Regions from separate parts of the Homo sapiens genome. Here regions 1 and 2 are each linked to region 3. A link is a loop called in an ENCODE intact Hi-C map of the cell type or tissue named here. Cell type or tissue: CD14-positive monocyte. All regions are shown on one strand.

The links. A loop is a pair of places that touch in the nucleus more often than their neighbours do. Peaks named below come from ENCODE experiments on the same cell type or tissue, not always from the same donor. Only the 100,000 strongest peaks of a DNase experiment are listed, where the experiment ranks them.
Region 1: a loop joins it to region 3, with 4 times the contacts of the local background. A loop is called at or near these places in 82 of 110 quality-filtered maps.
Region 2: a loop joins it to region 3, with 5 times the contacts of the local background. A loop is called at or near these places in 69 of 110 quality-filtered maps.

What each region holds. Positions count from the first base shown.
Region 1 is chr9:38,159,484-38,161,983 of GRCh38, forward strand. No RefSeq gene overlaps it. Among named protein-coding and RNA genes, the nearest start is that of SHB, 92 kb to the left of the region's middle. In CD14-positive monocyte, CTCF peaks have their summits at 1,349 (motif pointing left) and 1,549; a DNase peak (open chromatin) is centred at 1,318.
Region 2 is chr9:38,091,510-38,094,009 of GRCh38, forward strand. No RefSeq gene overlaps it. Among named protein-coding and RNA genes, the nearest start is that of SHB, 24 kb to the left of the region's middle. In CD14-positive monocyte, no CTCF peak of the experiment used is centred here; no DNase peak of the experiment used is centred here.
Region 3 is chr9:37,912,632-37,915,131 of GRCh38, forward strand. No RefSeq gene overlaps it. Among named protein-coding and RNA genes, the nearest start is that of SLC25A51, 9.8 kb to the left of the region's middle. In CD14-positive monocyte, CTCF peaks have their summits at 1,141 (motif pointing right) and 1,341; a DNase peak (open chromatin) is centred at 1,130; H3K27ac peaks cover 558 bases.

The DNA of each region.
Region 1 (2,500 bases), 250 kb after region 3:
ACAATGGCTGCTGTCTACTGGGGGCTTTCTCTTCCAGACTCTATGCTAGATGCTTTACAAGTATTATTTTATTTCATTCTCACAATAATCCTATGAGGCAGATACCTGATCCATCCCCATTTAACAAATGAGGAAACTAAGCAGAGAGAAGTTAAGCTGCTTCTTAAAAGGCCCAAAGTCCCCCAGCTGGTGACAGCAGGACCATCAAGCTCCTAACTCATCTTTTCCATCAAGGCACCTGGGCCACTCGATAACACCAGAATGAAGGCTTTGAGTAATCACCTGTTCCCTACTCTCCCATTGTACAAATGGGAAAACTGAGGTGAGGGAGCTTGATCAAGGTCACTCGGTAAGCTAGACGTGGAACTGGAAGCTGGTCCAGATGTCCAGGTCAAGGCTCTCCTGACTCCTCTCAAGGGTGGCTGTGCCTGGGGATGCAGCAAACAGGTGGGATACCTGGACATGGTGCTGGCCAGAGTCCAACCCAGCACCTCCATCCTCACCCAGACCTCAGCCACCAGTACATTTGTGGGCAGAGCCCACAGGATCCTCCTGAAAACACCATTTCTTGGTCACAAGCTATTTTATGATTGAATTTTTCAAGATGTCTATTAGGAAATGTTTTATATATATATAGAACAATATTTGTAATGCATATATTCATTGCAAAACATGATAGTAAAATTAGCACCCATGAGCTCACCATCCACTTTTGGAACTAGAACTTTCCTGGTACTCTTGCATGTGTCTGGGTACCTCTTTCTTATTCTAGCCCTCACCTCCCCTACAAATGACCACAACCCAGGCTTTGGTGTTTATGATTTCCTGGCTGTTTTGTGATAGTTTTAGCACATATATTCATATTCCAAAGCCATATATTATTTACTTTTATTTGCATTTGAACTTTATAAAAAAATCATACTGTTTGATATTACAATAAAATATTCACAGTCTTCTGTAAATTACTTTTTTTCACCTAACGTTGTTTCTAAAATTCATCCATGTTGATGCCTGTAGCTTAGTTCATTCATTTTCCCTGCTGTGTAATATCTCACTGTGTAAAACACCACGTATTATCTATTCTTTTGCTATTAGGCATTTGGTTTGCTTCTAGTATTTTGCTATCATGAAACGCTACTATGAACATTCTTGGTCATGCCTCCCAGGGCGCATGGAAGAGATTCTCAAAGACATACCTAGGAGTGGGGTTGCTGGATCATATGACGTGTGCGTATCGAACCTTACAAGTTAAAGCCAGATCAGGAAGGGCTCCCACCTTCATTGTGTGGTTCCCTGGCTCTTCCACCTTGTGATCTCTCTCTAGCGCCCCCTGTTGGCAGAGGCTAAGAGATCGTCAGCAGGCCAAGCAGAATATTAGTGTCCCAGCTGTCATCATAAAAGGCAAATTTAGAGGGGATAGGGTTAGAGATGAGAGCCATAGCACCTAATTTAGAAATATGTGATCACCCCACCAGTGAGTAAAAAAAACTGGGCCAATGTGGCCTGAAGGTCGCCAGCTTAAAACCTCTGCAATGTGGCCTGATTTCTTACTGATCTCCACTTTGTACCCTCTGCTCTTGCCACAGGGAATGTCTCCTCCTTCCCTAAATGTGGTGCTCTTCCACGCCCATTTATCCTTTTCTCTCAATCTCAATTTTCTTTCCCACCTGGCACACTTTGCTCCCTGTTCAAGTCCTTCCTGTTGCTGAAACCCCATTTCAAATGCTGCTTCCTTCGTCATTTTTTTCTGATCTCTCCAGCTGGAGGTAATAAAGATATCCTTCTCTTGAGTTCCCCAGCTCCATATCTACCCTCTCTCTGGGCAACAAGCAGTGTTCACTTAGCATCACTGTTGTTTGGTCTATGGCTCATCTCCTCAATCAGAATTTTATTTTAAGAAAAGCAATGCAAGTAAGGGCATAGAGGAAATAATCACTCATATCACATCGCTGACACTGATACAACTTTTAATATATCCCTTTCCAGTTTCCCTGTGCACATACATTGGTATATGTAGTGCACATGTAATGTTGTATCTAATTTTTTAAAATATAAATGGGATCTCTCTGTGACACCCATGCTGGAGTGCAGTGGCAGGATTATGGCTCCCTGCAGCCCAATCGCCTGAGTTGAAGTGATCCTCCTGCCTCAGTCTCCTGATTAGCTGAGACTACAGGCATGCACTACCATGCCCAGCTTTTTTTTTTCCCCCCATTATTTTGTAGAGAGGAGTTCTTGCTATATTGCTTAGGCTGGTCTTGAACTCCTGGCCTCAAGCAATCCTCCTGCCTTGGCCTCCCTAAATGCTGGTATTACAAGTATGAGCTACTGTGCCCAGCCTCCCAGCCTGTTTTTCTTTTTCTCCCTTTATTAGGTCAAACTATTTTTTTCCTATGTTGCTTCATAACATCACAATTGTTAATGGTTATCCACTCTTCCATTGTATGTTAGTAATAGTTATAAGTGACAGAAACTCAACCTAAAAGAGCTTAGGCAAAAG
Region 2 (2,500 bases), 180 kb after region 3:
AATTAATCCTTGGGCCCCAACTGATCTATGACTCTGCAGGAGCCTGACTGTAACTCTTCCTAGCTTTCTGTCTCTCAGCCCTCCACTTCCCGGAGCGGACTCCAACCCCTCTTCTCTTAAAAGGCTCAGACCTGCTGAGCTCTGAGGCCAACGCTGTCTTTCCTTGGGGGTGCTCACTTAGGAGTTACAGGGCATCCACAGGAAGTCAGCTTGGTGTCAGGGCCCTCCCTGTTCTTGGGCCATGGCCACTCCATGTCTAGTGGACCTCTGTCTGGCTCCTGCTGTAGGTGTCACATTGAAGGAAACAATGGGATCAACAGAGGGTGACCACAGGCTGCCTGCTAATCAGATCACTGCCAGGGTTATTATAGAAATGCATTTAAGCCCATGGAAACAGACAATGGCCTGCTTATGTCTTCAACCTATTCTTTTTATTTATAAAGTTGTGGTTTAAAAAACCCCACATAACATAAAATTGACCATCTTACCATGTTTCTTTTCATTTTTTTTTTTTGAGAAGGGATCTCTCTGTCACTCAGGCTGGAGGGCAGTGGTGACCTCAGCTCTTTGTGACCTCTGCCTCCCAGGCTCAAGCAGTCATCCACCTCAGCCTCCTGAGTAGCTGGGACCAGAGGCCTGTGCCACCACGCCCAGCTAAATTCTTGTATTTTTGGTAGAGACAGGGTTTTGCCATATTGGCCAGGCTGGTCTCAAACACCTGGACTCAAGCAATCCACCTGCCTTGGCCTCCCAAAGTGCTGGGATTATAGGCGTGAGAAACCGTGCCCGGCTGTTTTAACATTTTTATGTGTACAGTTCAGTCATGTTAAATATACTCACATTGTTGTGAAGCAGCACTCCAGAAGGCTTTTGTCTTGCAAAACTGAAACCTATACCCGTTAAACAATAACTACTCTCACCTCCTCCCTCCAGCCCCTGGTAACTACCGCTCTACTTTGTGTTTCTATGAATTTGATGATTTTAGATACCTCATATAAGTGGAATCATGCAGTATATGTATTTTTGTGACTGGCTTATTTCTTACTGTAATGTACTCAAGGTTCATCCATGTGAAGCATGTATCAGAATTTCATTCCTCTTTAAGGGTGAATAATATTCCATAATATGGATATGCATTGTCTTCATTCCTCTGTCAGTGTCGAGTTGTTCCCATCTCTTGGCTATTGTGAATAATGCTGCAGTAAACATGGGTTTGTGCAAATATCTCTTGAGACCCTTGCTTTCAACTCTTTTGGAAATATTCCCTGAGGAGAAATTGCTGGAGCATATGTTAGTTCTATTTTTAATTTTCTGAGGAGCTACCATGCTAGCTTCCACAGCAGTTGTATACAATCATATGTTCCCTCCAACAGAGCACAAGGCTTCCAATTTCTTCCTATCTTCGCCAACACTTGTTGTTTTCTGTTTCCTTGGTAGTATCTATTCTAATGGGTGTGCCTGTTTCTGGACTGCCTTAGAACATTTTTTAATTATTTATTAGAACTGAGCAATGGGAAAAGTATCACATAATTTTATGGGCAGATAACCCGATAACCTAGAGCCACAGAGAGCAATCATAACTTTGCCAATGACCTCGTGACTGTGGGCAAGTTGTGCGATCTCTTGAGTTCTCATCTGCTCACTTAAGGACAAGGCCTTCTCAATGATACAACCTTCTCCCTCCTTTCCCCTGATGTTTTCACGAGGAAAAGGTGGGAAGTGAGAGGTGGGAAATGACTTGTGAGATTGGGGTCTTAATCTCAGCAGCCATCACCCCGAGTATATATTTTTCTTTTCTCTATAAGACTAACTCATGCTTATTTTTGAACATGTAGAAAGCTCACAAAAGCATTAGAAGCAAGGAAATGTGTATCTACCCTTCGATCACCCAGAGGCAACACCTGATAACATTTTGCTCTGTTTCTTATAATCTTTTTCTAAGTGAGGCAAACTTTAATCTTCGAGAGTCCCTCTTTTTCTAAAGAAGAGCTACTTCTTTTCACAGCAGTCCGTAGCAAAGTTAACTGAGCTCTCAATTTCTTAAATATATCTTTCTTTGTGCTAGTTCATTTCTTAGATGTGTCACTTTGAGTGAAAAGCAATTAATTGTAGTGGAAACGCTGCTAGGAGACATCTTATGAAATTCTGTTAATATGTATAGGGAGAGAAAGGAAGGGGAAAGGGAGCTGCCGGGCAAACCCAGTCTATTTAAACGGATAATTTCCTTTCCTTTCAAGTTTCAGGGTTGCAGATCTATATATTTATGAAAGGACTAGAAAGCTGTTACTGTATCTCCAATTTGTCAAACTCGGTAAAAACCCAACTGAAAAGCAAAGTTGATAGAATGACTTTGATAAATGTCATTTTCAATTTTTTTGGTTTTCCAAGGAACATTGCTATATCAGTTCAGAAAAAAGTCGAAATTACAATTGTAAGATTAAAAAAGGGGGCATGTGGGAGAGCGCTGGGTTTCGAAGGCTTGTTCTCAGTAATGTCCAGC
Region 3 (2,500 bases):
CGTGAATGTACTGTTCTTTGAGTTTAGGGTAATTTTTATTTTCTTCTTTATGTTTTCCTGAAATACAAATTTCCATTACTAATACAAGTAAAAAAAAATTTTTTTTTTTGAGACAGAGTCTTGCTCTGTCACCCAGGCTGGAGTGCAGTGGCCCGATCTTGGCTCCTCCGCCTCCTGGGTTCAAGCGATTCTCCTGCCTCAGCCTCCCAAGTAACTGGGACTACAGGTGCCCATTACCACACCCGGCTAATTTTTGTACTTTTAGTAGAGATGGGGTTTCACCATTTTGGCCAGGCTGGTCTTGAATTCCTGGCCTCAAGTGATCTGCCTGCCTTAGCCTCCCAAAGAGTTGGGATTACAGGTGTGAGCCACCGTGCCCAGCCACAAGCACAAACTTTGTGTGGTTTTTTTTTTTTTTTTTTTGAGATGGAGTCTTGCTCTGTTGCCCAGGCTGGAGTGCAGTGGCAGGATCTCGGCTCACTGCAACTTTGCTTCCTGGGGTCAAGTGATTCTCCTGCCTCAGCCTCCTGAGTAGCTGGGATTATAGGCGCCAGCCACCATGGCTGGCTAATTTTTGTATTTTTAGTAGAGACGGGGTTTCGCCATGTTGGCCAGGCTGGTCTTGAACTCCTGACCTCAAGTGATCCGCCTGCCTTGGCCTCCCAAAGTGCTGGGATTACATGTGTGAACCACTGCGCCAGGCCACAAAGTACACATTAATTTTATAATTGGAAGTCAGTAACTTTGAAATAATATTGCATAAAATTGTTCCGTACTGAGCCCTTCTGATTCGGCCTGACCTCCCTTCCCAGTGGGCATGAATGGGCTTGACTTTAGAGTACACTGCAGTGGGAAAAGCTTGGATCGGGAGTCAGAGGGAGCCTCCCAGCTCTTGCTGAAGTTGTTTCCTTTGCCTAGGATGCCCGTACTCCCTGCGTGTTGAGGCCTGGCTCAGATGCCACTTCTACTGTCTCTTCTGCTGGAGCACCCATCATTCATCACTCCGCACTGCCTGCCGTTTATCTGTTTACATGCCTTCCTCTTCCTTCTCTGGGCCTGCAGAAGTTCTCCTTCTGTAACTGACAGGGTGACTTGGAGGTGGCATTTCTGCTCCCTGGGACTGGCTGCAATACTAAAGAAAACCACACGAGGGCACTAGAGCCACACTGGTGGCTTCCTGCCATCCTGGTCAGATCACAGCTTAGGAAACTGTCCCCCAAGCCAGAGATGACACCAGTCACTACAGGCCTGGGATGCTCCCACTTGGGGGAGCCAATGAGGAAAGAAATGGCTCATCAACTCTGAGAAGAATCCCCCAGCCCTACCCTAGTCTTCCCAGAGCTGCACTGGCCAAGGCGACCCTTGGAGCTGGTCGCCCTCAAGCACCCCAAGGCATGTGGAGAGGGACTTGCTGTGTGGCCTTGAGCATGCCTCTGTCCCTGTCTGGGCCTCCATTTCTGGCCCGCCTTGCTGGCTCTCTGTGCAGGGATGAAGGCATCTGGCGACCCACCGCTTCCTGTGGACTCTGATGAGGAAGGGGTTTCTTGTGCTCAGTCTCCTGCTCCTGGTCACCAGCTTGCCCTGTCTGTTTCATGCTCAATGTGTGTTAAATTGAACTGAAAGAGAAATACCCGCCACCACCGCCACCCACCACCACGCAGAACACATTCTAGAGGTGACCTTTCCTCCCTCCCTTCAGGAAATTCCCGGTGGCAGAGCACTGGCATTGCCTGTGGCCCCTTGGTCCTGACCAAGCTCAGGAATGTTTTCTGTCACCAGGACCCTGTGCCAGGGCTTTGCCCTCCCCGAGCACAGGCGTTCCCCGGGTGTGTGTGTGTGCACGTGCATGTGTATGCTGGGGCATGGGGGTGTTGGTGTCAATGCTCTGAGGGAGCCTGACAGTTGGAGGTGTGGATTCTGGGACACTGGGATGTATCGGGGAGGTGGGGGAGAGGGGAAGAGGTGAACCAAAGCCCTGGAGTCCTGGAGAGTCGGGGAGGAAGGGGGCCAGCTGGGGAGACAGACAGCCACATTCTTGAAAAGGAGAAGGGAGGGAGGAGTGGCAACTAAGTTCCTGCGGAGGCGGGGGCGGGGGTTGGGGGGGTCGAGGAATCACTCCAGAGCAGGCCCCCAACATGCTGGGGAATGCTGTGCCCCTTCAGGTGTAGGTGAGGAGGGGCTTGGGCGCAGACCTTCCAGGTGGACCTGGGCTGCCTAATGCTGTCATCATGGCGATGGTGGCAGGCAAACAATGGCAGATTTTGTGCCAAGACTCGTGTCCTGCCCTTCTCTCCTTAAGAATTCAGCTCCTCTAGGAAACAGGTGGCCAGCATCTCCCCATCTTTGGGGAGACCCTCCCTGCCCTGCCCTGTTCATTTGCCTCTGCGGAATGAGGCCTCTGGAGTCCCAGGAGTCTGGCCACCTCCCACCAGGGCAGGCTGCACCACATTAGGCTCTGATGGACTCACCCTGATGATTCTACCACCTGTTATCTCTGCAT